Regions from separate parts of the Homo sapiens genome. Here regions 1, 2 and 4 are each linked to region 3. A link is a contact called in ENCODE Hi-C or POLR2A ChIA-PET data. All regions are on one chromosome and are shown on one strand. Each heading gives the region's core, a stretch centred on a gene start or an enhancer-like site at or near the end of the contact. The rest is flanking DNA. Distances are from core to core; before and after follow the strand shown. Region 1 holds the start of LINC02458 (long intergenic non-protein coding RNA 2458). Region 2 overlaps POC1B-DUSP6 (POC1B-DUSP6 readthrough). Region 3 has its middle 110 kb from the start of DUSP6. Region 4 overlaps POC1B-DUSP6 (POC1B-DUSP6 readthrough).

Region 1 (3,569 bases), core at 44-2,543, 230 kb after region 3:
TAGGGTTACACCATGTTGTCTATGCTGGTCTTGAGCTCCTGAGCTCAGGCAATCCACCCATTCAGCCTCCCAAAGTGCTAAGATTACAGGCATTAGCCACCGTGCCGGGCCGGCTTTTTATGCAACTTGTCTTGACAACAAATTATCAATGTTCTCAAAATACACTTTGGGATTTTGCTTTTCAAAAGAGGCCAATGCCACCTCAATCACAGCTTTCAAACCTCCTAGCTCAAGGTTCAATGTCCTTTTCCTAGAGTCAGACAGTTGGCCCTGCCAGATTGCTGTGCACTGTCTCAGAGTATGATAGGACAATATTGGAGGTCCCAGATGTCTGCTCCTTCTGTCTCCAAGAGCCATCCTGGTCAACACCGTGTTGGCAGGTCAAAATATGTGCTGCTTGGCCATTTGCCCTTTTATGCATGATCCTGTAAATATCTGTAAGCCACCACTTACTTATCTACTCTCCCAATTATGAGCACCCAGGTTACCTCCAGTTGCTGGACACTACAAACCACACTGTCATCTTTGTGCATATATGCTTGCAAGCCTGTGTGAGGATTTATTTGAGATATATGCCCAGGAATGAAATGGCTGGATCATAGGTTATGTAGATACTTTATCTGCTTAAATAAGAACAGCAGCACCAATGTACACTTTCACATTACTCAACATCTTTACCTATGTGTCTCTGCATGCACAGGTATAAAGTCTGGAAAATTACAGTTTTGGCCTTACTCACACAACTTCCTGAAAATAATTTCTCAACCCTAGTCCCCATACATCATGAAAAGAGCCTTTCCTTATGACAATGTGGACTTGTGCTTCTTTGTCCCACCAGGTCCCTATCTATCTTTCTGCCTCCTCCCTATGCATGAAGCACCTCATCCTCAAATTTGGGGAGATCCTGTCCAATTTAAAAATTCTGCTACTCAATCATACTAAAATAGAAAGCTATGATTGATTTTGATGAGTATGACTATCTATTTGGGGTGGGAAGAAGAGATGAACATGGTTTGTTTTTTAGATGGTAAAAACAACTAAATAGAACACTAAGAGATGTGAGCAAGCACTAGAGTGGTGCCAAAATTGTTCTTCGCTCTGATCCCTCCGTTCAACAGATCTATAAAGCCCTTCCCAGTCTCTCTTCAGATGCCAGGGCTACGGGATTCCACTGGCTGTAGCACCTCATCGCCTGCTGTAGGCTCCATGACTCGTTTCCAGTCTGCCATCTTGTGGTCCTTCCTGTTGCTGCATTCATACTGGTTTACCGAGAGGGCAACAGTGGATTTAGTAGACTTCACGTAGCTTGCGTCGCTGCTCCTGTCTCCGTGTAACTCACAATAAAGAGATTTTGGCATCAACCGTGAGCTTAGGGGTAGAAGGGTATATGTTAGGAGGTGGGAGCAGAATCAATTCTTCAAATCTTAATGATGTAAGTCATAAAGATGTTTCCTCGAGCCACTGTTGATTCATTGTTAATGATTCATTGTTAATGATTCATTACTGCGTTTTCTGCAACACTAAGAAACCGTTGTTTCTACTAACTTTATAAAAAACATATAAGATAAAGAACAAGTGAAAATCCAGATTTTTTTAATGAGGTATGTATACCTTCGTGGAAAATTTGAAGACAGAGACAATGTTTTACTATTTTCATTTTTGCACCTACAGTTTCTAGCATAGGCTTGGCATCTTGTAAATATTCAATAAATGTTTGTTGAATGAGTGCGTTAATTGATTCTCCTACCAGTCTGAGCTATCAGTTATGTCTCTGTGGCTAGATGGACACCATGTCTTCCATCCCTGCCAAGAGTTCAACTGAATTCAAGTTTATAAATGGAAATGTGTGTGTATGAAGGAATTAAAACAATTCAGAAAATATAAAGTTTTAAAAACGACCTTTCCTAGACATAGTCATTGTTAATAACTGGGTATGTATCTTTCTAGACCTTTTCAATATTTCTATGTATTTACATATATAAATATACAAATCTATACACACATATAGATTTATTAAAACATAAAAGGGGTTTCTTTGGGAAATAGTTCTTGAATTTGCTTATTTTTCTTACAGTTAATACGTGTAGGAGATCATTCCATGTCCATATGTAGAAGTCTATAGCATTCTGTTTGGCAGATGGATAGCATTACATAGTATAAATGTCTCATAATGTTAAAATCATTTCCCCTTTAGTGGAAATCTTTGTTCTTACAATGTTTTCCTGTACAATTCTTGGCCATGAAACTTGGTACACAAATGTGTCTTTCTGTAGGTCAGTGTCCATGAAGTGGGGTTGCTGGTCAAAGTATATATTGTATTTAAAATTTTTCACGAATACTCCTAAATTTATTATGAATTGATACAAAGGCCTTGTCTCACGAATTAAGATTAATAAGAAATACGGAAATCATTATTACTTTTTAATTTTTAGGGATGTATTTGACATGATCCTAAATAATGTGGCTGGCTGAACTTCCTGTTTCCTAATCATTTGTATATCTTCTAGATACTTCTATATATGCTGGCTTGAAAAACTGGCACAGAGAAGCATAACTGGGCTTGGTTTTTCTTTTTCTCGTTTCTCCTATGGAGAATTCTAAGCAGCAGGTAGCACCCTGGAGCACTGTGTTTGAGCTCTGAGAGCGGTCCTTCTATGGATTCAACTGGTTCACAAAAGAAAACTTTTGCAGTATCAATATTTGATATATGTTTGACTTCATATTATTACATGACATTTCTTTTTGTCATGAAAAATGAATACTTATTTATTATAGAAAATATTAAAAATGCAGAAAAGTGTTAAAAATATAGAAATAAACTATAGTCTCATAAACCAGTGATAACTAACCTTAACATTTTGGTTTATATCTTACTAGATGTATACTGTTTTTAAACAAAATTGGGATGACACTATATTACCATTTTATAATCTGTTTTTTTCTCTCTACCTAAAAATATATTACAAACTTTCTGCCATATTAATATGGCATCACTTCAATGATTGGTTTAGAGAAAGCATAACCGTATAACACTTTCAGCTTACTCAGAATTTACAACTAGATCTCTGATGCTTCAAACTCATTTAAACACATATGATCTAAGGCAGAGAAATCCTACCTGTATGTTTGTATGTTCTCTGTCACTAATTAGAATAGCTATATCTTTCTGAGTAGTTACTACATACTAAATGTTTTGCAAAGCATGTGACATTATTTCTAATTGTCAAAACTACCTTCAGAAGTAGGTATTATTGTCAAAATTTTGCAGAAGAGGAAACTGAGATTCAAAGAGTTTCAGCAAATTGCTCAAGGACGCACAGTGAGAAAATGGTAGGGTTTAAATTAGAATCCAGGTCTATCTGCTTGTAAAACTCTTGCTTTTTAAAACTCTATCTGCTGTTTTGATATGCATAATATTTTCAAGTATGACTTCTGTTCTAAAAGTCGCTGTCTAATATTAACTTCATAATTGAGTTGAAAGTAATCTCTGAAAGGAATTAAGACGCTTTATTTATTTTCTTTAGCTACGTAAAAAAGTTAAAGCACAGTGTTTATTCTCTTTTCACTGA
Region 2 (3,391 bases), core at 593-3,092, 220 kb before region 3:
ATTAAAAACATGAGAACAGTACCTCTCTCTCTTTTTTTTGATGGGAAAGAAGCCCAGTTTTTACACAAGGTATCTTGACCCTACCCATGTTGTGCTATAGCACATCACTAGTTCATGCTGACTTTATCTTCTTCAGACTGTCATGAGTTGGATTGCATTGTCCTGCCCCTAGACAAAACCAGACTTTCCTTCAGTGTGTGTGTGTGTGTGATATTTTTCTCCGGAGCAGCAGTTCCCTTCTTTCTTACACATTTTGATGAGAAGACAGTAGAGCCACTCTAAGCGATGGCGATAGCTCTTAATGACAGTAAAGCATCAAAATAGTTATTCTAGGAGAATTGCAGAATATTGTAAGCAGGGATTATAATTGGTTAAAAAGATTTTTTTAATAAAATAATGTTCTGATGGCTTTCAGTTTTTTATGGCCATTTTAGATTACCTTAACATATAAATTGCATATGAAATTCTGTATGATATTTAGCAGGAAGGAAAATGTCCTTTACCTTAACCAAATATTTATATAATAATATTTTGTGATAGTCTGACCATGATTCATTGTTGAAAAGTACAAGTGATCAATTTAAGTTTTTAAGTCTGAGATTGGGTTTTTATCTCAATCTTCTAATAAGGTTGAAAACATCACCATTTATGATTTTTTAAAATGACCACTTGTCTATCCATTTTGTATTCTACTTCTAACTGGGGTATATGTTTATACTGTTTCAGGCCTCAGTAAATGTTCATTACATGATGATAAAGTCTAACAGTTATACAAGACTGTTCTAAGTGTTTTATACAAATTAAGTTAATATTCCTAAAATCTCGGTGAAATAAGTACCACTATTATCCCATGAGAAATTGAGGTCTATGTTAGTTAAATCTTAAAGTTAGTAAGTGGCAGCAGTAGAATTTCAACCCAGGCACTCTGGTTCCATTCTGTGTTTTTAACCACTTTGATGTAATGCTTCAATATAAACAAAATTACATTTTATCCTGTTAACAGATATTAAAGTATCTGTGTGCTGGACGTTGTACTAGCTTTAGAGTATGCAGCAGTGAACAAGATGGGCATACTCCTTGCTCTTTAGAAGCTTGTAGTCTAGTGAAGGCTTATGGAATTTATTAGTAGAGGTTTTATGTTCGTGGACTCCTCAGTATCATGGACACAGAGAACCTCAATGGGGGATGTGGGATGGTACCTTTGAGGTCATACAGGCTAACCTTTACCTCATTCATTAGTCCCAGTTATATACCCTTGTTCAGCCATGGAGAACTTGGCCTCTCATAGGCAGCCCACTTCATTTCAAGGCAGCTCTAATTATTAACATATTCTTCCCTTTAATAAATATCAGGAGCTACAAGGTACTGTTAGTATTCCTGAGAGTTAGCTAGCAAAGAATTTAACCATATCACCCCCTCAGCATATTTTCTTTATGGAGAGGACTATAAATGTTACTTAGTAAGAACTTCCAGCTCTATTTAACTTATGTGGCAGCAACTTACGCAGTTAAATACTGTTAATTACATCAGGACTTGTTTCCCAACTTGTAGGTCAAGGATTTTTTTTAATGACAGGTGCTGACTCTACGTGATTTAGATTTCTTGAGCAGTTTCAATTTCAGATGGTGCAACTAGATTGTATTTTCTAGGTAAATAATTTTCTGTCTACACTAGGTGGCAGTAGATAAAAGAGAATAAAACGTATGCAAGCAGTCTCTGGACAGGGAGTCTTAAGATTAAAAGGAAAACAAGTCACTCTCACATTTCTGTTCTTTACCTCAACTCTGGACTTAGAGTTAATGGCAGGAGGCTGTGTTTGATTTCTGCTTTATGGGACAGCCAGGAAGAGATAACGGTTTTGGCTAGCTGAGCTGATTGCCCCTCATCCTTACCATGCACAGCTTTATTCCTTCTTTACTATAGCATTGCAGTTATATCTCCCCTTTAACACACTGGCTGGATAATTATAAAATGATTTTACTGTTTCTAAAACTACAGCCATACCCATCAAGCATGGTAAGTGCTTTAAAAATTATTCCACTCCTCTTATCACTGGCCAAGTCTTCATCACTACAGACCTGGATTAACGCTGTAGTGTCCTCACTGCCGTCCCTAATGTATTCATGACACTTTATGTGTCTGTCAGATTACTCTTTCAATTCAGCACATTGTAGCTTCCAACTTTCTGTGCCTTCCCAAATTCCTTCACCCTTCACAATTTGACCCTTGACAATCTTCTTTCTAACCCTGTGTGAAAGTATGTCAGCATTCTTCCACTATGCCATGAAGAATGCTCTTTTACTCATCTCCCTCTCTGTTTTTGTTTTCTAGATCTTTTATTAAAGAGCCGTCATATGCCGTGTTTCCTCCATAGGAAGTCTTTCTCACTGTCTAAGCCAAGCTTGTCCAGCCCACAGGTCACATGCTGGCTTTGAATCCAGCCCAACACAAATTCGTAAACTGTCTTAAAACATTATGAGATATTTTTGCAATTTTTTTTTTTTTAGCTCATCAGCTATCATTAATGTTAGTGTATTTTATGTGTGGCCCAAGACAATTCTTCCAATGTGGCCCAGGGAAAGCCAAAGATTGGACACTCCTGATAAGCGCTCAGTCAATAGTTTCTTCTTTAAGGTTCGTTAGTACACTTATTGGTACCATTCATTTGATATAAAACTCTGCTATCTTTGTTGCTCTTTGTTTACTTCTTTGTATTCATAATGTTTCAATTTTATTTTTAATTTTTATGTCTTTTCAAATTCTGAAATAGCCTCCCTCAAAGTTAGTCACCACTCTAGGTAATCATTCTGTTGCTTTTCTTTGTAACTTTATATATTTGAATCTATAATTATTGTTTAATTTTGAATGAGTTTGAACTTTATGTAAATGGAATTATATTGAATGTATATTTTCCGTAACTTACTTTTTAATTTAACATTAAAGTCCTGAGATTCATACATATGAATTCTGAATTCATGCATTCATAAATTGTTTTCACTGCTGTATTGCATTCCAGTGAATTTGTCACTGTAGTAATTCTTACAGCCTGTTTAACTGTTGATAGACACTTAGGGTACTTCCAATAGTTTTTTGGCCATTACAAACAATGCTGCTACAAACAGTGTTGGCGTCATTGAGCTTTCTAGTTTTTGCAGTCTAATAGGTATTAAGTGGTATTTTGCTTTAATTTCACTTTTCTCATTACGAATATTCTGAATATATTTATTTTCCATATACAGCACTCTGTTTTTGAGTTATTTATGATACAGTTTCTACTTATTTGAGCCTTTTTTAATGTTAACATAAGTTTTATTCTTTTCCATAAGGTCTTACTCTTTTTTGTATGTTTATTCTGATGTATTTTTAAACTTCTTTGATATTGTAAATGGTG
Region 3 (3,402 bases), core at 209-2,708:
TGGCAGACACAGGGATACATATGGTCTTAGCCTTCATGTATCATTCAACAAATATTGACCAAGAACCTGTAAAAGGTTATTGATCACAGATTCTGTACCCAATAGTCTATGAGACACAAATAAAAGATACAATTGCTGCCTTCAGAGTGCACATGAACTTACTAAGAACACAGACAGGAAAACCAAGGATCATACCACAATGTAATGAACGTAAGAGAGAGCTGCTTAGCTTACCTTGCCTCTCCTATTTTATTACAATTTCTTTTTGGGGGGAATCACCTCTCCTCCTTTGTGTGAATTTAAGTGGGATGATAATTTCTAGTGACCAATGCTCACTAGACAAACTGAAAAGAGTGATCTTCCTCTCCCACCCTAGCACAGTCACAGGCTAGTTCAGACTAGTCATGAGACCCAAGGTTGGCCGATGAGACCCTCTTTTAGGATGTTGATACTAGGATGGAGAGAGTATATTCAGGGCATTCTGAACTGAAGTGAGGTAGAAACATCCAGTCCTGATGCTTTCAAATATAAGACAATTATACCCTCTGGTTCTTGGTTTTAACTCCCCTAAATCTTGGGCATTTGCAAGCTTGTTCCTCTATCTGCTATTGAGCCGCTGATACATTATACTTCCAACAAGTTCTCTTTTGGATTATTGGTTCTGGTTCTTGGCTTTAACTCCCCTAAATCTTGGGCATTTGCAAGCTTGTTCCTCTATCTGCTATTGAGCTGCTGATACATTATACTTCCAACAAGTTCTCTTTTGGATTATTTTGATTCAGTTCCTAATGCTTTCAGCCAGGGATCATGAAAGAGTATCATAATCTAGAGTTGGGGTGAAGGGAATAGTAGCTGTGGCAAGAGGGCAGCTTGGAGGAGGTAATGCCTGAGCAGTATCTTTAGGGACAAGAAGGGATTTACAAAGTAAGGAAGTGGGGGAAGGGAATTAGAGGTAGAGGAAATACCACATGCAAAGGTTTGGAGGTTAGAGCAGCTAGGGGTCGGTGTCACTCAGAGGAAATGCAAGTAGCTTTGGCGGTTGCTTTGTAGTTGTATATGTGTGCACATGTATGAGTGAGACAGAATTCGGAGAGCTGATGCCTGATAGGCCTCTAAAGAATATGTGGTAATCAGCTCTTTCCTCTATTAGCATAAACTATGCCTTAGTAATTGGGATGGTATCTAACCTGGCGTGGCTTCGAAAAGAGGCTTAGTAAATGTGTAGTGAAAAGATGTGACTGTTGAATTCAGTTCCTCTGAAATACTTTCTCCAAGATTTTTGGAGTTGGAAGGACTTTGTCAGGTCACCTGTGTCCTGGGTGCCAAAAATCTATGTCTTTTCTGGAGACTGTCCCTCAAAACTGTTAATTCTATTCCCTAGTTTAGGCAATATTGCACAGGGAACATTCCAGGCAGTTGGAAACTTTTCCTGTTTACATACCTCTGGAGAAGGAGGGACCAAGCATCATTCCTGTTGGACCCTTCAGTTTGTAGCAATGTTTTCTGCCAAGTAAGTTCCTCTTTATCTAACCGAAGTCATCTATGCTGCAACTTGCCTCATTTCCTGTTGCTCTCCCCTTAGAGGGTATGAACAGCATGGGCTTGTCACCCTCCTTGGTAATAACAACCTTTCATATGCTTGACGTTGATTACTAAATTGCCTTTAGCTTTCTCTTCCAGTTTTCTTAGTCTGTTTTTCAGCCTTTAATCATCTCTGTGGGTCTCTTCTCAACCACGTCCAAGTGCACAAAGTGCCTCTTAAAGCAATTTTCAGTTTCAAAACAAAACACCAAACTTCTAGGCTTGTTCCAACTGGCAAAATGAAATGACTTTCTAAGAAAAAAATATGAAAAAAAAAGATATTTCAGGGGTTCCTGGAATGTGAAATTATACTCTAACCAATTAAAGCAGGAATAAATCTTTTGATATTGGTCTTTTCAAGCTGATTTAGTTTTAAGTGAGGTTCTTGTCAAAAGAGTCCCTAAAAGAATTAGGAAAGATCAACATAATAAATGTTTATAGAGCACCCACTATGTGCCAGGCATTTGGCATGGTACTAAGAACTCATAGGTAAACACGACTTGATTCCTACTATCAAAGAGCTCATGGTCTAGGAGTTAAGGCAGAAATAAACAAAAGCCATTCAGTGTGATAGATACAATGGCAAATAAGAGAAAGAGGAAAAGTGGGGGCAGAAAGGAAGAAGGTGGCAAGTCTAGCTGGTGAGGTCAGGCTTGAGCAGATTCTTGAAAGAGGACTAAGAGGTTTTCAGTTTTGGAAGGTAGGTGAGGAAGGATGTTCCTTTTCTGGGCAGAGAGAGCAGCATGATAAGAGGTATGAAGACACGAAACAGCATGATGTATTTGGTGATTAGCTTAGGATGCCATAAGCATGTGGCAAGAGATGAGGATGAGATCACAGAGGGCTTCATGGACTACTCAGAGGAGTTTGGATTTTATGTGGCAATGGGAGCCATTAAGTGTTTGTGAGCAATGTAGTAATTTAGGAGAACTAGCTGCCTAGAAGAATCACTGGGCTAAGCAGAGCATATCAGAAGGAAATGGGGCTGAAGTATGGTTGTCCTGGAGACTGACACAAGAGCTAAGAGGTGGTGTGATTGACAGATGAGAAATGATGTAGACTGGGTGACCTGTGGCTCGGAGGAGATGCTCAATGAAGAAATTAAGAAGGAAATTGAAAAATGTCTTGAAATAAATGATAATAAGAACCCAACATACCAAAATCTATGGGATATAGCAAAAGCAATACTAAGGGGGAAGTTTATAGCTGTAAGTGCCTACATTGAAAAATAAGAAAAAATTCAAATAAACAACCCAATGATGCATCTTAAAGAACTAGAAAAGCAAGAGCAAACTGAATTCAAAATTAGTAGAAGAAAATAAATAATAAAGATCAGAGCAGAAATAAAGGAATTTGAAATGAAGAAAACAGTATAAAAGATCAATGAAACAAAAAGTTGTTTTTTGAAAAGTTAAACAAAATAGGCAAACATTTAGCCAGACTACCTAAGAAAAAAAGAGAAAGATCCAAATAAATAAAATCAGAGATGACAAAGGATACATTACAAACAATACCACAGGAATTCAAAGGATCATTAGTGGCTACTATGAGCAAGTGTTTGTCAATAAATTGGAAAATCTAGAAGAAAAGAACAAGTTCTTAGACACATACAACCTACCAAGATTGAATCGTGCAGAAATCTAAAACCTGAACAGACCAATAATGAGTAACAAGATCAAAGGTGTAATAAAAAGGCTTCCAGCAAAGAAAAGCTTGGGATCTGATGGCATCACTGCTGAATTCTACTGAACATTTAAAGATCTAATACCAATTCTACTCAAACTATTACAAAAAATAGAGGAGGAGGGAACACTTTCAAAC
Region 4 (3,440 bases), core at 509-3,008, 150 kb before region 3:
ATTAGGAAGTATGGCTTGTCTTTCTTCCTCCTCAGTGGTATAGAGCCTTGGGTTTGGAAGTGGCTGTTATTTAACCATCTCCTCCCTGTGCGGTTTGCTTGTTAGGACACCGGTGACCAGAATTTGGAAACTCTAGTTGGGGAATTTACACAGGCCATTAATTTCATTTTCACACTCAAATATGATTTAGGCCCTGCTACTGGGTCATCGGAAATAAAGTACCCATGTATTTTATTTGGTAGTTCAAAAAGCTTTGTGTTCAGTGACCAGTTTTTCCCAGCTGGCTTTATGCTCCAGGATTGTCCTCTCTTATTTCCAAAGGCAGGCTAGATTCCAGCTGTTTCCATTAAGGAGGGCTCAGGTGAAAGCTGCCTCCTCCATAATTTTAAAGCCATAACCTTGAAATGATGGCTTTGGAGCAACGGAGCCTGTGAAACTGGCTCGGTGCTTTTTTTCTGTCTTTTTTTGATTGATTGTTTTCAGTTTACCCTGTTGTTCTACCTCTCCTCCTTCCTCCACCCCTGACCCTGGAGTGGGGGAGGGATTGGGATTTAACCATCCATGAAAGATTTGGTAGCCTTGAAATGTGGAGTTCTATTTACCTAGAGGCCAAATATGAGGCCGGAAACAAAGCACATATACCCGCCCTCAACCTCAACCTGGATCCGATCTTCTCATTGCAAAGCAAAGGAACTCAACGAAACTCTCCAAGACTCATGAGGTGCACTAAGTATTTCCACTGCTAAAGAAAGTCACATGACTTAAGAGAGGACAGTGAGTTGCCCAGCAGTGGCAACTTTTGAGGCAGGGACCACCTCAGTAAAAGTATCCACCATATCAATTTTAAGATTTTAATTTTAAAAAATGGTTACTTTCTGTTTCTGTGGGATGAGTAGAAAATCCATTCCATACTTGCTTAGTGACTTTTTAAAATTATCCAATGAAATCTTAATAGAAATATTGGTGCAGAACTCTTTGAATGTAAAATTTAAATCACCATACCAAAGGCTAAGAATATGAAATAGTGGAAGGATGGCATGTGATGGGCTTGTGGAACTTCTGGGTAAGTGGTTTGGATGGTTTCTTCCATTAGGCAGTATATATGTGCTTTGAGTCAGACCTGTGTGTCTTCCTGGGTCTATCCTGACAGCTGATAAAAGGCTTGCAGCCTTACATATCTTTCCATGGCCACACAGTCTTGTTAACACACGGTGGGCAGAGTGGCCTGGAGGTGGTCAGTGAGTCAGCAGTGTGTTTCCCAGGATGGTGAAACACAACTCTTTAAAACTCTCTGGGGACTGTAAGAGACCCAAGGGGAAGAAGGCAAAATAAGTAGAAAATATGGTTCCTGGAAGAGCTTATAATTCAATTGTAGGAAAAGAACCCAAATACAGGGAACTTCTCATGAAGTGAAAGTCATGAATACACCCAAGCATACCATGGCACACAGGGCCATCTCAACTGTTCATGGATTACACTACCTACCATCTATATCTCCCCGACCTTCCTCTACTTGAAAATCCAGCTCAGGCATCAGCTTTTCCAGGAAGCCTTCTGACACCCCAGAGGATGAATGTCTTGTCCTCATACTTCCGCATGCCTATCTTGACCATTGCCCTTATCACAGTTTATTAGGATGTTTTTTTCATGTGAACTGTGACCTCCATGAGGGCAGTGACTGGGGTTTACTCATCAGTGTAGCCCCAGCACCAAGCCTAATGCCAGGCACAAGTAAACACATGGTCATAGTGAGCAAATCAGTCAACAATAACTGCTGAGGGTTTACAGTGACAAGGAATGACTGTAAGGTCATCAGGCATAGATCAGATGAGTTGAGTTTTGAATGAAGTTTGAAGGAAGTAGAACTAATTGGATTAGTAGGAAGAAGATTGGGCGTATCATTTATGGGAAATGTCAGTAGCTGCCTTGAGCTCACTCTCATGGAACATTGTACAGGGGATTTTAATGAGAAATGGAATTAATAAAAGAGGAAAGAGGATAGTCAGAGGACTGAAAGCACTTTGTATTCTGGACTTGATAGGCAGACTGTAATTCCACTACTGTAGATGAGAGGGTGGGCCAATGCCAGCAGTGCCCTGATCAAATTCTCACCAGAGAATCTATATTCGGCTTATTTAAATCCTAAAGTGCTTTTAGTTTAATGCAGCATTTCCTTCATTTCCTGTCTGAAATCCTTACACATATTTCAGTAGTAGCTGTGGGTTATTTCCACAAACTACAGTAAACCTGCCCCCGCAGAGGTCCAAGCCAACTGAAGTTTTTCCTTAAGGCTGCAACCTTCTTATCTTCAAGTGACCTTAATCTCACATTTATTATGACTTGAGCATCATTTCTCATGTATTCTCATATAGTAAAAAGCCCTTACTTGAGTTCTGCAATCACAGCAGCACCATCAGGAAGAGGAAATGAGCAGAGTTGTTAAGCAGAACACGCTGTACCTTTTTAAACATTAACCATTGTTCAGGTCTGTGGACCGGGCTGCTGAAAGCAATGGTGGGAATCAGGAATTACATGCAAAAAAAAAAAAAATCTACCTATGGAAAATTTTAGCATTCCCTTAATCTGTCTTGGTCCCCAAAGTTATATGGGCTTTTATTTTTAAAGACATAGAAGTGTAGTTAAGCTGACTTATCTCTTATCTAAAAATAACTCTATCTGACCCATGTCATGTTCAGAAGAGGACAGTCATGCTGTCTGACAGCATTTAAGTTGGTTTGACCTCACACTATTAGTATATTACTATGGAAGTGGTTTGTGTTCTATGAGGAACTTTGTCTTAGCAATTAAAAGGAACTTCATAATCTTTGCTATTTGCTGCCATAGCCTAGACATATAGTGGGTTAGCAGTGATTTTATAATTAATGAGTAACTTTTCGTTGCTCTCTTGATTTTGTTTTTCTATAAATGTGGATCACGGAAACCAGCATTTAAATGATTCTATGAGAAATGTGGTGGCTGGCCTGGTGCAGTGGCTCACGCCTGTAATCCCAGCACTTTGGGAGGCCGAGGCAAGCAGATCACCTGAGGTCAGGAGTTCGAGACCAGCCTGGCCAACATGGTGAAACCCTGCCTCTACTAAAAATACAAAAATTGGCTGGGCATGGTGGCATATGCTGTAATTGAAGCTACCTGGGAGGCTGAGGCAGGAGAATCGCTGGAACTGGGAGGTGGAGACTGCTGTGAGTTGAGATCGTGCCACTGCACTCCAGCCTGGGCAACAGAGCAAGACTCTGTCTCAAAAAGAAAAAGTGTGGTGGCTGCAGTCATCATTATTGTCATCATTTTGTTACTGGGCACTTACTATGAGCCAAATACAGAACAAATGATTTCTGTACATTAGATCCTGGCACTTCTATTGTAGTACTTCTCAAGGTGAACTTAAAGGTGTGGTATAAGTATCTATCTCTGCTATATGACTA

The links. Hi-C counts contacts between places; a loop is a spot of excess contacts on that map. ChIA-PET counts read pairs that join two places held with the same protein, here RNA polymerase II (POLR2A). Pooled maps may share reads with other maps.
Region 1: a map of naive thymus-derived CD4-positive, alpha-beta T cell shows a loop between it and region 3 (8-fold over the local background). The contact joins the promoter of LINC02458 here to the enhancer-like site in region 3. A Hi-C loop is called at or near these places in 3 of 168 maps with a recorded cell type or tissue (CD4-positive, alpha-beta memory T cell and naive thymus-derived CD4-positive, alpha-beta T cell), 1 of 37 single-sample maps with no recorded cell type and 8 of 50 pooled maps. POLR2A ChIA-PET finds 5 or more read pairs at or near these places in 3 of 52 experiments (OCI-LY7, activated CD4-positive, alpha-beta T cell and activated CD4-positive, alpha-beta memory T cell).
Region 2: a map of naive thymus-derived CD4-positive, alpha-beta T cell shows a loop between it and region 3 (8-fold over the local background). The contact joins two enhancer-like sites. A Hi-C loop is called at or near these places in 6 of 168 maps with a recorded cell type or tissue (CD4-positive, alpha-beta T cell, IMR-90, endothelial cell of umbilical vein and 2 more) and 10 of 50 pooled maps. POLR2A ChIA-PET finds 5 or more read pairs at or near these places in 7 of 52 experiments (B cell, T-cell, WTC11 and 4 more).
Region 4: a pooled map shows a loop between it and region 3 (3-fold over the local background). The contact joins two enhancer-like sites. A Hi-C loop is called at or near these places in 8 of 50 pooled maps. POLR2A ChIA-PET finds 5 or more read pairs at or near these places in 2 of 52 experiments (OCI-LY7 and activated naive CD4-positive, alpha-beta T cell).

Annotation. Positions count from the first base shown.
Region 1 is chr12:89,017,416-89,020,984 of GRCh38, reverse strand. It overlaps LINC02458 (long intergenic non-protein coding RNA 2458), which reads left to right and starts at 1,293. Exons shown (of 3, transcript NR_038385.1): 1 at 1,293-1,432.
Region 2 is chr12:89,460,247-89,463,637 of GRCh38, reverse strand. The region is part of intron 9 of POC1B-DUSP6 (POC1B-DUSP6 readthrough); the gene reads left to right. All of the region lies in intron 9 of POC1B (POC1 centriolar protein B), which reads left to right. Among named protein-coding and RNA genes, the nearest start is that of GALNT4, 63 kb to the left of the region's middle. Within about 2 kb of position 1,842, at least 3 of the 41 ENCODE cell types and tissues checked have a DNase peak (open chromatin) inside an H3K27ac peak, as active enhancers do.
Region 3 is chr12:89,242,912-89,246,313 of GRCh38, reverse strand. No RefSeq gene overlaps it. Among named protein-coding and RNA genes, the nearest start is that of DUSP6, 110 kb to the left of the region's middle. Within about 2 kb of position 1,458, at least 3 of the 41 ENCODE cell types and tissues checked have a DNase peak (open chromatin) inside an H3K27ac peak, as active enhancers do.
Region 4 is chr12:89,389,254-89,392,693 of GRCh38, reverse strand. All of the region lies in intron 9 of POC1B-DUSP6 (POC1B-DUSP6 readthrough), which reads left to right. The region is part of intron 1 of LOC124902980 (a long non-coding RNA gene); the gene reads right to left. Among named protein-coding and RNA genes, the nearest start is that of DUSP6, 38 kb to the right of the region's middle. Within about 2 kb of position 1,758, at least 8 of the 41 ENCODE cell types and tissues checked have a DNase peak (open chromatin) inside an H3K27ac peak, as active enhancers do.